Linked DNA regions of Homo sapiens: all the other regions are linked to region 1. The links are chromatin contacts, found by Hi-C or POLR2A ChIA-PET in ENCODE. All regions are on one chromosome and are shown on one strand. Each heading gives the region's core, a stretch centred on a gene start or an enhancer-like site at or near the end of the contact. The rest is flanking DNA. Distances are from core to core; before and after follow the strand shown.

Region 1 (3,304 bases), core at 273-2,772:
CATCTCAGTATTTGTCATAGCCAAAAAAAAAGGAAGCAACTTAAATGTCCTTGAAATAGGAAATGCCTAAAATATCAACTATCCATACTATGGGCAGCTACCTGAATTACTGAGTGAAAGAAAACCAAGTTACAGAAAAAACATACATACAGTATGATCATATGATCCCATTTTTTTGTTAAAAAAACATGAGAGAGGTTTATATGTACATAGAAAAAAGTCTGGACAATCATCCAACAAACTGTTGATGGTGTTTTCAGGAAGGAGGTGACTTTCACTTCTTACTCTGTATGTCTACATTGCTTGGATTTAACAATTTATTTTGTAACTTTAAAAAATACCAACAGGAGAATTCAGAAATTACAGGTTGGAGCCTGAAGATGTAGAATTTTGCCATATAAGGTGGGGAAGATGGCCAGGGAGCATGAAATGAACAGCATGAGCAAATAGAGAGAGGACTGACAGAACTCTGCTTTAGCTGAAAGCAGCAATGGGCAAGAACAGAAAGGCAGAGGACCTTGGCTGGTCCCTGGCTGTTGAGGGGAGAATGGCAGGTAGACAAGGGCCAGATGAAAAAAATCACCTTGAATGTCAGGATTAATACGTTTTTACTTTATACTGTTATAGCAGCAAGACGTTATTAAAGGTTTTTTGAGCAGGATCCCTTCCTTGTCCTACTTTGTAAAGATCACTTTGAGCTTTTTCCAAAGAGGCAATGGAATGAATAGAGCTAAAGGATCTAGCAAGGTGAGACGAGCACACCAGGCTCCAAACGAGGTTCTTCCAGTTACTAGCTGTGTGGCTTTGGTCAAGGCTTTAAGCTGTAAATTCCGGCGTTTCCTCCTGCTAATATTGAAAGGGAGAAAGTTAAATAATACCTTCATGATTTGAGTTGCTAAGATTAAACTAAATGAGATGACATACAGCGGGGCATGGCGCCAGCAGGTTGGTTACCACATCACTCTTTGATAGTGGGGAAAATGTGCTTCTTCCTGTATTTTACTGGAATTTGTTTCTACAACTGTATTACTTATCACGTAATGTTTACATGTCTGTCTCTTTCATTATACCGTAAGCTCCTAAAGGCAGGGCTGTCTGTGTTTTATCTACCTCTGTATCCTCAGAACTCATATTCCATATGCCTGGCTTGCGGACTCATTACACGTTTGTTGAATGAATGAATGAATGAATGAGCGGACTGGGGGAAGGAGGACAATCAGGCAGCTATTGCTGAGACCTCAGCACAAGACCCCGCGGAGCTTGGACGCGGGCGATGGCGGTCCCCTCTCAACCCTCTGGGGGCCGTCTCGGCCGCTGCTCCACGCCCCTCCACGTGGAGGCCGGCCTCCCGGAGGAACGCGCCAGGAACGCAGACCCGTGGTGAGGCCCGGGCTCCGCGTCTCCTCTGCCAGCCCCAGACGCCCGAACCCCCTCACCTGGTCTCCAAGTAAACGTTGGGTGGCTGCCAGGAATCTGGGGGAATTGCCGCCATAGCGAAGCCGGCGGCGGAATGCTTGTCTAGTAATTGCTACTTCCGGCGTCGATTAGCTGGGGACCCGTCGCTGCTGCACACTTCCGGTCCGTTCAACCCTTTCGATACCAGGATTTGGGTGGCCAAGACAAGGAAGAGGACGGTCCCTTCTTCCAATGCCGGGAAGCTGGGGTGGGAGACGAGAAGAAGCTGGGCTCAAGAACAGAGGAAAATGCAAACTTCATTCGCGGTGGTCTCCAAGTGGCGATACCGCGCCACTCTGGGCGATCTGATTGGTTCGTTTAGGCATGGAAGGCGGGAACAACCAGAAAAGCTGCGCTCTGGTTGGAGTTATGTCCTAATATTAAATTCGAAGAATTTCTTAGTCTCACAATTGGGCAGGGACGGGAAGGGGAGGCAGAGAATGAAAGAGGGTAGTTTAGAGATGCCAGTAAAGAATTTTTGTAAGGCGCTGTACGATGTACACAGTGCTTGCACTTTCTTATCTCATCTACTCCACAAAACAATTCTATAAGTAGATAGTATTATTACCATTTTTCAGATCTGAAAATAGACTCGGCAGTTAATACTTGTTTTTCCATAGTCATAAAGCAAATCTGAGCCTGCAGAATCCAAAGACGAGGAGTCTGAGGAGAAAAGAGAGGGAAGGGGCAGGAAGAAAATAGGAGATAAAGAAAGGAAGAGACAGGAGAAAACAGGACAAACGGATCAGAGCAAGAACAAGGCTTAACATTGGCTGGGATAGATGGTACCTGAAAGTTGTTAGGAGGGTTTGCGCAGGGCGCGAGGAACAGAAGCAAATTAGAGGAGCTATAATGTTTGGAGGGAGGACAAAAATGAAATAGAGTACCTAAACTTAACGCTGTAAATGCTTTGCACACCACTTAATAATGATGGTTGAATGTTTACCATGTGCCAGGCATCAAGCTAAGCATTTTATTGCGTATTTTCACGCTTAATCTTCAAAATCCCACAAGGTAGATATTACTATTCCCATTTTACTTTGAGGAAGCTGAGCCTTACAGATTAAATAACTTGCTTAAAGTACTACAGCTGGTGCACTTGTGCTCTTAACGACAGTTCAACTGTAATGTCCCTAATTGTCAACAAGGAATAAGGATGTACAAGGTTGTAAAGATAAACTAGACAGCTCCTTGAGAGAGGAGCTGGGCCTCCTTCATCTTTGTGCTCTTCTTGCACAGTACAGAGCACAGGGTGCTCAGCTTTGCTGAATGAATAATGAACGGAACACTACATTTTAAACTGATAAATGCTAAAGTATAATTTTTACACCTCCTGCAGTTTCAAGTTCATGCCCACCTTGTGGCCCTTGAGCTGGATGAAAAAGTCTTAATCCTTGGTCTGTTTAGTCTGTTGTTAAGTTGCCTTTCTCTGGACTTTATGTAGTTCTTTACTGTGTATCTCGGGAGTCATGTGCCATTCCCAGGCTCCAATGTCTGAATATTGAAAAGCCACCCCCAAGATCATGATCACTTTCTTCCTAAATCTTTTACTGCAGCTCCTACCAGTCACTTGGCACTGAGGAGACAGAGATGAGTCTCACACACACAGTGCCCTGCCCTAAAGAAACTCACATTCTAGGAGAGATGGGCAACTAAATACGTAGCTGTAGGAGCGTGGAATGAGGACTGTAATAAGAAGCACACAGTAGGTTGGGTGCAGTGGCTGACACCTGTAATCTGGCACTTTCGGAGGCCGAGGCGGGCAGATCATCTGAGGTCAGGAGTTCAAGACCAACCTGACCAACATGGTGAAACCCTGTCTCTACTAAAAATACAAAATAAGCTGGGC
Region 2 (3,304 bases), core at 474-2,973, 480 kb after region 1:
AAGCGAGTCTCCTGGCTCAGCCTCCTGAGTGGCTGGGATTACAGGCACACGCCACCACGCTGGGCTAACTTTGTATTTTTAGTAGAGACGGTGTTTCTCCATGTTGGTCAGGCTGGTCTTGAACTCCCAACCTTAGGTGATCCGCCTGCCTCGGCCTCTCAAAAGTGCTGAGATTACAGGCATGAGCCACCATGCCCAGCCCGGCTGGTTTTTTGACAGAATTTTATTTAGGAAAATTGTTTTCCTTCTTTCCCCTTGTGCAAAAAAAAAAAAAAAAGAGAGGAAGAAGGGAGGAAGGAAGGAAGGAAGGAGAGAAAGAAAGAGAGAGAAAGAAGAAAAGAGAAAGAAAAAAGAAAAGAAAGAAAGAGAAGGAAGGAAGGAAAGAAAGAAGAAAGAAATTGTTAACTGGGTGTTGGAAAACTGAAAAGACAAAAGGGGCTCAACCATTGGATGTACTCACTGCAGGCAGCAGCTATCACACTATATGGAAAATCCAAAGGAGAGGCTGAGTTTAAAAACAATTTTTTAATTGGCCGGGCTCGGGGGCTCATGCTTGTAATCTCAGCACTTTGGGAGGCTGAGGCGGTTGGATCACTTGAATCCAGGAGACACGGCGAAACCCGGTATCTACCAAAAAATATAAAAATTAGCCGGGCGTGGTGGCGCGTGCCTGTAATCCCAGCTACTCTGGAGGCTGAGGCAGGAGAATCTCTTGAACCCGGGAGGCGGAGGTTGCAGTGAGCTGAGATCGCACCACTCCAGGCTGCACTCCAGCCTGGGTGACAGGGCGAGACCCTGTCTGTAATCAGTAATAATAATAATAAAATTAACAGCTTTATTGAGTATAATTTACATGCCATAAAATTCACCCACTGGAAGTTTACACTTTCTTCACTTTACAGGGTCTCACTCTGTCGCCCAGGCTGGGATGCAGTGGCGCCATGTCGGCTCACTGCAACCTCTGCCTCCCGGGGTCAGGTGATCCTCCCACCTCAGCCTCCCAAGTAGCCGGACTACAGGTGTGCACCACCACACCTAGCTAATTTTTCTTTTTTTTCTTTTTTCCTTTCTCTCCCTCCCTTCCTCCTTTTTTTTTTTTTTTTTTTGTAGATACGGTGTCTCCCCATGTGGCCAGGTTGGTCACAACTCCTGAACTCAAGTGATCCGCGCGTCTCGACCTCCCAAAGTGCTGGGATTACAGGCGTGAGCCACTGCGTCCGGCCACACTTCCATGACTTTTTAATAAACTTATACAGTTGTACAATTGTCACCACAATCCACTTTTAGAACATTTCTATTACCGCTTTCCTCCAATTTTTTCAAGCCCATCTGCATTCAATACCCGCTCCCACACCTCGCCCCAGGTAACTGTGCTCTTTGTCTTTGTAGATTTGCCTAGTGTAATTTATTTTTTACTTCGGTAATATAAGTAGGTCGTGCAAAATAGAGACTATTTAGCAACAGACTAGGCAGACTTAAATCCGATGGAAAGTTTAAAGTTGTTTAAAAGTGGGCTATAGTTTCACATGACTTTTTTAAAAAGAGGAAAGGTGAGAAGAGGTTCCAGTCTGGGGCGGCTAGGACTGGGGTGATGGTTCTGGAGGCGGCGAGGGAAGGTGTGAGGCGAGGAGACCTCTCGAATCGCGCCCGCCCCGCCCAGGGCCGGATTGGCTCCCAACCCACCCTCTTTGCTCCAGGGCGGCCGCCGTCCTCTTGCGCAGGCGTAGTGCTCCTGCTTCCTGGCCGAGGGCGGGCGAGCGGAGCCTGCTTTCGCAGCGATCGCGAGCGTGTGGCGATTGCTTCTGTCTGTTATTTAGATATGGAAGCTGAGGGGATGCACAGAGGCAGCCAGAACCTAGGTCAGGGTCTCGCTCGGTGCTGACCGCCCCCGGGGTCGAGTAGGCGATGGGGGAGCCCGGCTTCTTCGTCACAGGAGACCGCGCCGGTGGCCGGAGCTGGTGCCTGCGGCGGGTGGGGATGAGCGCCGGGTGGCTGCTGCTGGAAGATGGGTGCGAGGTACGGGGGAAGGGGTCCTGTGGAGCGGAGGGCAGGGGCTGGAGGGAGCGGGGCTCCGGGGAGGGAGGAAGGTGTCTTGCTGGGCTGAATGAATGGCAGAGAGGAGGCGGGCATCAGGAAGAGGAGCGAAGTGTCTGTGGGGGGGGTGGATTCCTGGGGAGAGAAGGGAGAAAGCGGTTCTGGCGCGAGCGGCTGAAGGGTCTGCGGTGGGAGGTGTTTGGGGGAGAAATAGGGGCCGAGTGGGAGAAAGGAAGAAAAGAGAGTTCGGCTCTGGGGAGCCCGGGGGGGCCACAAGGGTTGGGGCGAGGACGGAGGCCCTGACCCGCGGCCTGTGGGGCGAGAAGCGGGCCCCGTCCAGAGAGGCCTGGGTCAGCGGGTAGCTGGGCCGGGGACTGGGAGGAGAGGGACGCGCAGGGAACGTGAGGAGATGCGGGGGTGTCGAGGAGGGGAGGGCGGGGGCTGGCCAGATCCCGTTTAGGGCGCACAGAGCCCCGCGGTGCCAGGTCGGGGAACGGTGGCGGGGGCCGCGAGCTGCCGGGAAGCCGAGGCAGGGCCCGGCGCCTGAACTTTCTCGAGTTTGTTTTGAAAACGATTGCAAATTTTGGGTTTTGTCCCTTAAAGCAATCAAACTTTCACGTAGAAATGTCTTCCTCCTTCCCAACTCTGAGGAACATGGGCGGCTTGGGCTGGGCCACATTTCTCCTGTGAGGCTCGGTACGGCCGAGTGGCACTCCCTGAGGTGGGTCGGGCAGGTATTCAGAGTTCTCTCCAGAGGCTGCCTGTCGTCTTTATTAATGCAGTTGCAAATGAAAAATATTTTAAGGGGAAAGATGAGGTACCGTTCCTGGCACGGTTCAAGATGCACCAGCGTGGTGCATCTTGAAAAGACGAGGGAAGGGAGGAGGGAGTTAGATTGCAATCAGGTTGAGAAGGAGAACTGGGTCAGGGACAAGCTTGTGATGACTGGGAACCATTTGGGTTTTGGAAATAATCTGTATGAAAAGTTCTCTTTGCAGTAAAAGTGGATGGTTGGTCATGATGTAAATTCAAGAAGTATTTTGAGTCTCATGTGTGTTCAGGTAGATTTTTCCTATAAGCCGTACTGCCTCAATTCAGTCTGCCAGGTATTTACTGAGTATTTAACATTGTTTGGTGTACAATGAGGACAAATAAAATTTCTGCGCTCGAAGAGTTTAAGGCTTGAGTGGGGAGAGAGGATTTATACAATGAAGCAGTCATCGTATAAAGAACATCCATATGGGCTGTATGATCAAGTGCTAAGATTTGG
Region 3 (3,304 bases), core at 430-2,929, 450 kb before region 1:
CCAGGCTGATCTCAAACTCCTGGGCTCAAGCAATCCTCCCATCTCAGCCTCTGGAATAGCTGGGATTACAGAGGCAAGCCGCTGCACTAGCTTAGTTTCTACAAACTTTTTAGACTGGTTTTCAAAGCCCTTGGAATGTATTTCAACTGATTGGTCCAACCTCCTTACTCTTCTTTTAGAACCCTATGCTCTAACTAAATTGTATCTTTATCTGACCAAATCTTACCTCAATGATTTTTGAAAATTACTTTCTCTAAGATGCCTTTTTTGAGTCTTCCAAAATCATGTGATCTCTCACTACTTTGTCTACAGCACTTTTAGTTCTATTGAGATATATCATATCCTACGATTTGTTACAGTCATTGTATATTTTTCTTATACAAAACAACAGAGATAATGCATATTAGACTGTATATTAATATGTATTGTATATTAAATGTATATTGATATGTATATTAGATATGTATACTTACCTATTGAATAACACTGTCTTTAACAATCATTGTAGGTTACAACCAGGCACTCCCTAAGAACTTGGAATTAAGAGAACAAATGTCTCCTGAGAACTAAGGGGCAAGATTAATGTATGTATAGTGGAAATGGGTGAGATGGGCAGTAATTGGAAGGGGAGAGGCTCCCAGTTCTCCCTTGCACAAGCTGCTCCCTCTGTCTGCAACCTCCATCCCCCTTAACCCCTTCAGGTCTCATGTCAGGGGTTGCATCTTGAGGGAAGCCTTCTCTGATCTCCCTGCTAGGTCAAATCCCCCATTATGACATCTAGACCTCTCCTTAGCACTTATCACATTATATTTAACATTGATATGTGCAATTAACTACTGTCTGCTTCCTTTACCAGACCATACGCTCCATGACTGAAGGAACTGGTACTGTTTTTATTTATCACTGTCATCTCAGTACCTAGCACAGTGCCTGGAATATAGTAGGTTCTAGAATTTCTGGAATGAATGAACGAATTAAAAAAGAAAATGTATATCTAGAGGAGGAAGGGTTGGTGAGCCATCGAGGCAAAAAATTAAAAAAAGCAAAAGCAAAGCTTCCAAGCACTCTTAAAGAGAAAAATAAGCTAAACTGTACTCTCTATTGAATTCTACAATTATATTTCCCATTTATACTACTTACACACACATGCACACGCATTTATTTATTTAGCCCTTTCCCATCAGTAATTATTACACTTCTGCCCCTTGTCAAATCACTCCATTCCCGCACAGCAATGGTGGGCAGGGCCTCCTTTTGCTTTTACTCATCTTTGTTTCCCCAGGAGTTTCTAATTTCCCTTAAATGATGTGTATCAGGATGGTTGCTCTGGACTTCCCACGACCCTCAACTCTTCTAAGAAAATGTGGCTTTGAATTCCCCATACAAAAATTATGTATTTTCCCCCGAAGAGTTATGTTTGTATGTGTAGAGCGCCCCCAAAGAGATAAATCTTGGCTTCAGCGAGTCACATTCCTGCCTTGTGGTTTCCATTTTCAGTCTGTCTGTGTCACAGCCCCGGACAGAAGCCACTGAGGGGAGAGGTGGACCTCCTCAATCTCCTGCTTCCTCAGTAAGAGTTTTCCTCTGGACAGTACTTAGGCATTTTCTCAGGCTCCCCGCCAGAGAGCGCCGCCAGGTCCTCGGAACCACCTCGCGCACTTTAGCTGGGCGCGCGACCCGCGCAACCAGTGAGAACCCCGCTCCCGCCCTAGGCTTTCTGTGGTGGAAAAAGCGCGCGCGCGGACGAGCAGGTTAGGCGATAGAGGTCACGTGGGCCAGCTGTGGCCAATGGGGAGCGCACATGGCGACGCGGCCGGCGGCGGCGCGCGCGTAGCTCGCCTCGGGCTCCTGGCGGGAGCGGGAGTTAGGGAGGCCGGGTTCCCGAATTACACACACCAGCGTTATTTATTCTATCAGTCTTTGGTTACTCTATCTGGCGTTCTCGACGCCGTAATAACAAGTTCGTGCCCCCTCACACCGCCCCCTCATTCCGCACATCCCTCATTTCTTCAGTGGTATCATAAAGATGAAGGGGAGAAACGCGCTGCTGCCTGAACAGAAAGGCAACCCAGGTGTCCTGGGCCAGAAGTGGGAGGACATGGGAGACAGCACTTTATTGGAAGATCCCTGGTTTCTAATTGTTTGGCAGGCGTTGAAAGCACATTGGTGGCCCACCAGACTACCAGTCACTAATGAGATTTGACATATAACTCGCGTATGGTAAAACGGGAGTTCTAGGCATGAAAACAAGCATGTACGTTAGCTAGTGGGTTGTTAACTCTAAATCAAGGGCAGCAGCGTTAGTAACTTCACCTGCCTCTTCTTTTGAAGTGAAACTGTAATTAGGAAAGCATTTGAGGCAAAAGTAGCAACGCCCACAGAACGCCTCGGAAGACAGCGATCAGCTTCACAAGGAATCTGAGGATCAGGAGGTAGAGTGTGAAAACATACTGGAAAGAGTTTACAATAAAACATAAAATCTTAGAATAGTGGCGACGATTGCACAACGTTGTGAGTATACTAAAACCCTCTGTCCGTACACTTTAAAAGGGTGAACTTTATGTTAAGTGAATTACGTCTCTTAAAAAAAATTACAAGTTCCTAGAAGGTGTTCATAGGTGACACAATCTCAGACTTTGGGGAATAATTGTTGTTGACAACGGAATTAACAAATGAAGATTCAGGCGGAGCGCGGTGGCTCACGCCTGTAATCCCAGCACTTTGGGAGACCGAGGCGGGCAGATCACGAGGTCAGGAGATCAAGACCATCCTGGCTAACACGGTGAAACCCCGTCTCTACTAAAAATACAAAAATGAGCCGGGCGTGGTGGCGGGCGCCTGTAGTCCCAGCTACTCGGGAGGCTGAGGCAGGAGAATGGCGTGAACCTGGGAGGCGGAGCTACAGTGAGCCGAGATCGCGCCACTGCACTCCAGCCTGGGTGACAGTGCGAGACTCCGTCTCAAAAAAACAAAAACAAATACAAAAACAGATGAAGATTCAAAATTTCAGTCAATTCAGTGCTTTCTAAAAAATGGATACCAGGCCGGTCGCGGTGGCTCACACCTGTAATCCCAGTACTTTGGGAGGCCGAGGCGGGCGGATGACTTGAGGTCAGGAGTCCAGCCTGGCCAACACGGTGAAACCCCCGGCTCTACTAAAAATACAAAAATTAGCCGGGCATGCAGTGAACCGAGACTGTACCACTGCACTCCAACCTGGGCGACAAAGTGAGACTCTATCTCAAAAAAAAAATCTGGTGTGGTGGCAAGCAACTATCAGGATGCTTGAAATTTCCCTTTCTCA
Region 4 (3,304 bases), core at 250-2,749, 430 kb before region 1:
CATGTGTTTACTAAATCTTTTTTCATATTCCTTTTCTCCAGGCATACAGGAATTTATATCTCACAGCCTTCTTAGAGTCAGTCAGGTTGAGCCTGGTGACTAGTTCAGGACAGTGAAACGTCAGCAGAAGTGAAAAGGCCACTCACTTCTGGCAGAGGCAAAGGAGAGCCCTTACAGGATTCTCCAATCTAGCTCTTCTGCCAGCCCGGAAGTGCTGGGAGGGCAGAGCCACTGACGCAAGCAGCAGGGAAGCTGAGTCACCATGGGGACGTGAGACTGACTTACAGATGACGAGTGCAGCCTCACAGCCTAGTCCATGTTGAGATAAACACAATACAGTCCTGCATACTTTATAGTCATAAACGAGGGAGAATAGAAATGGAAAATGACCCTCTAGGCCTCTAAGACCAAATTATAATGAAAAAATTTATGTCTTCAGTTTTGAAAATTAAATTTTTTGACCCTGATAAAACAAATTTGCTATACAAGTATCCGTTAACCGTGTGAAACCTACTGAGTCAAACTATTTTCTTACATTCCTTCCACTTCAACACCAATTCTAATCCAATTCCAAATTAGTTTTCAGAGAGTCTCTTGTAAGGAAAAGGAGAATCGACTTCGAATTTTAAAATTTGTGCTATTATTAGTTTATAGAGCTTTCAACAATTTACAAATAGTTTGCATAATCAGTATATTTAATTAGTATATATAGACATATATATATATATTTGAGAGGGAACTTCACTGCAACCTCCCAGTTGCCTCCTGGGTTCAAGTGATTCTCCTGCCTCAGCCTCCCAAACAGCTAGGGTTATAGGCGCCCACCACCACGCCCGGCTAATTTTTGTATTTTTAGCAGAGACAGGGTTTCATCATGTTGGCCAGGCTGGTCTGGAATGCCCAACCTCAGGTGATCTGCCCGCCTCGGCCTCCCAAAGTGCAAGGATTACAGGCGTGAGCCACCAAGCCCGGCCTAGTGTAATTTTTAAAAGTACAAAAGCCACTAGAAACCGTGACAATAAGAACTTCCTTTTGGGTTTTCCAGCATTTGGTTCATAGGACATGGACCATATATAGATGTTTTTTGAATGCTGAAATCTTTTACTCATAACACAGTTTTCCCAGTAACTTGCTTCCGGTTGATTTAAAATTTGTAATACACCTTTGTAATAGCAGGTACCTTCATGAAACTCAGTATTTGAGAAAAATGTGGAGTTTTTCCCCCTTTCTTTTGGCCAGAATGTATATCCAGGGTAGTGACTTTCGAGCAAATGCGTTTAAGCAACTCCAGTATTCTTACTACGCTACCTCCAACCTCGCTCCACGCATGGGGAGATCAGGGTTCCACATTTTCGGGTAAGCATTAGCCGTCCTGGCGCTGCACGAGCGTATTCTACAATTCCGAAAACTACTAACTTTTCCGTCTGCAACCTTTAATAATTGAGAGGGTATGCGCAACTCAGAAAAGTGCGCCCGCTGAGGTTGGGTGCAGAGTGGACTGGAGGAAAGGCGACACCCATTTACGGTGCGGCCCCGGACGGGGTCCCCAGACACGGCCTTCCCGGCGTGCCACGCGCGGAGGGGACTCTTAACGTGAAGCGCTGGGTGACTCAGCCGCGTGGCCGCGCGGTCCGGGGCGGGGGGCGCGCGCCGCTGCGGCACAGCCGGTCCCGGCTGCGGCTTCTGGCTGCGCGGCCTGCGCGCGCCTCCCGGGCGGATTCCAGCCCCGAGCGGGACAGCGCGGCGGGGAGCGACGAGTAAGTGGCGGCGCGGTACGGTTTCGGGCGCGAAGACCGGGCAGGGAGAGTGTGGCGGCGGGCGTGGCCCGAGTCTTCCCTTTGTGGCCGAGGGGGCGTCTCCTCCGGACGCGGCGGCGGTTCGGACCCCCGAGTCGAAAGGCCGCGGGGCTGAGCTGGGCGCGAGGAACCTGTGGGCAGCGGCTTGATGGGCTCCTGTTTCCGCGCGGAGGGCAGAGTCTGGTGATCCTGGGGAGGGAGGCGACGCTGCGCCCAGGTGGTGGGCACAGCTGAAGTGTAACTTGACTGCTTGACTGCTTTTTGCAGGCCTCGGGTGGTTCATCCCGCCGGAGAGGAATGGCGAGAACCTGGAGTGTTGACTGGCAAAACATTTGCAGACGCGGTTTTTCTGGCAATTAATTGGCTCCATTAAAAATTAGGTAGTTGGTGGGGACTTCCTCCTGAACTCTGGAGCCGAGCGCATTTTGCTCGGTCTTTTCAGCCCTGTTTCCGCGTCTTCCTTCCCTGCCACCCGCAAATTGCCAGCTTTCATCCGTGGCTCTGAGTGCAAAAGAGCTGGGGAAAGCCTTAACCAGCAATTTTCTTTTAAATAAAACTTTGCTTTTTATAGCAGTGTCTTCAGGTTTAGAAGCCCAGTTCTGCACTATGAGAAAACTCTTCTATTTTGGAGTTTGTGATTCTTTCTGAAAATTCCTCAGTTGAAGAGATTTATTTTTAAATAAGAATCTAGTGAACAAACTAACATGATAAACAAGGCTGTGAAGGAACTGTTTAACCAGCTTATGAAAATATGTCCCAGAGTCCTTAGTTTTGTTCCTGTTCGCTGTGCGAGAAGTTGAGGTAGTTTTTTAATGGTCTTCAAAACAAAGTGTTGTAGTAGTGTCTGTCGGATGTGATGAATCCAGAGTCAGAGGACTTCCGCTCAAGGCCCCCACCTGAAACCCCAATTCCTAGGCCATAGTTCTGAAACAGAAGATTGTTCCTTAGTAATAAGGTTGCAGTACCCTAGCACCTCTTCCATAAATTTGATTCTAGAGATTTGTGATGGGTCCCTGAGTCTGGGATTTAAGCAAGCACCTGCACTCTTGGTCTGTTACTGATGATCCAGGGACCGACCACACGTTGACAGACACCACCTTTAGGCTGGGCTGGGAATTTTAAAAACTGCCCAACAGCCTTAACCCTTTGTCGATGTTTTCCTCCCCTGCCCTAAACCAGTCGTAGGACAAGAAGCCCTGACTCTCCAGAAGCCAATATGAGAAAAGATAGTGCTTTTTTTGACCCTGACACGGGGTAGGAAATGATTTTCATGCATATTCCGATATTGCTCTGATGGTTTAGAGATAGCCCATTAATCTTTTCCTTCTGAGGGCTGCTTCTAGTATCATCAGAGCTTAATGCCATTAGGCCAAATCTCCTCCGCCCAGCTCACTCAAGTCTCCCCATGGAACCAGGGCAGCCAATGCCATATAATTCCCATGGCCTTGACTGTCATATTATCTGGTATGTAGCAGTACTAGTAGCATTATGAGGGCTTTCAGTTCAGC

What was found. A loop is a pair of places that touch in the nucleus more often than their neighbours do. ChIA-PET counts read pairs that join two places held with the same protein, here RNA polymerase II (POLR2A). Pooled maps may share reads with other maps.
Region 2: a loop to region 1 is called in a pooled map, with 3 times the contacts of the local background. The contact joins the promoter of RNF8 here to the promoter of PPIL1 in region 1. A Hi-C loop is called at or near these places in 1 of 168 maps with a recorded cell type or tissue (B cell) and 7 of 50 pooled maps. POLR2A ChIA-PET finds 5 or more read pairs at or near these places in 2 of 52 experiments (MCF 10A and PC-9).
Region 3: a loop to region 1 is called in a map of CD4-positive, alpha-beta T cell, with 2.6 times the contacts of the local background. The contact joins the enhancer-like site here to the promoter of PPIL1 in region 1. A Hi-C loop is called at or near these places in 1 of 168 maps with a recorded cell type or tissue (CD4-positive, alpha-beta T cell), 1 of 37 single-sample maps with no recorded cell type and 6 of 50 pooled maps. POLR2A ChIA-PET finds 5 or more read pairs at or near these places in 1 of 52 experiments (activated naive CD4-positive, alpha-beta T cell).
Region 4: a loop to region 1 is called in a pooled map, with 4 times the contacts of the local background. The contact joins the promoter of PXT1 here to the promoter of PPIL1 in region 1. A Hi-C loop is called at or near these places in 1 of 37 single-sample maps with no recorded cell type and 8 of 50 pooled maps. POLR2A ChIA-PET finds 5 or more read pairs at or near these places in 3 of 52 experiments (HEK293, OCI-LY7 and activated CD4-positive, alpha-beta T cell).

The regions. Positions count from the first base shown.
Region 1 is chr6:36,873,281-36,876,584 of GRCh38, forward strand. It overlaps PPIL1 (peptidylprolyl isomerase like 1), which reads right to left and starts at 1,523. Exons shown (of 4, transcript NM_016059.5): 1 at 1,437-1,523. The coding sequence starts at 1,492. It also overlaps a transcript of C6orf89 not described here. RefSeq lists an enhancer at 1,514-1,743.
Region 2 is chr6:37,352,260-37,355,563 of GRCh38, forward strand. RNF8 (ring finger protein 8) reads left to right here and starts at 1,724. Exons shown (of 8, transcript NM_003958.4): 1 at 1,724-2,016. The coding sequence starts at 1,906. RefSeq lists a silencer at 1,577-1,676 and an enhancer at 1,977-2,026.
Region 3 is chr6:36,421,677-36,424,980 of GRCh38, forward strand. All of the region lies in intron 3 of PXT1 (peroxisomal testis enriched protein 1), which reads right to left. Among named protein-coding and RNA genes, the nearest start is that of PXT1, 20 kb to the right of the region's middle. Within about 2 kb of position 1,680, at least 30 of the 41 ENCODE cell types and tissues checked have a DNase peak (open chromatin) inside an H3K27ac peak, as active enhancers do.
Region 4 is chr6:36,441,355-36,444,658 of GRCh38, forward strand. It overlaps PXT1 (peroxisomal testis enriched protein 1), which reads right to left and starts at 1,500. Exons shown (of 5, transcript NM_152990.4): 1 at 1,181-1,500. KCTD20 (potassium channel tetramerization domain containing 20) reads left to right here and starts at 1,646. Exons shown (of 8, transcript NM_173562.5): 1 at 1,646-1,757. RefSeq lists enhancers at 1-514, 1,999-2,098, 2,704-2,763 and silencers at 321-390, 1,549-1,838.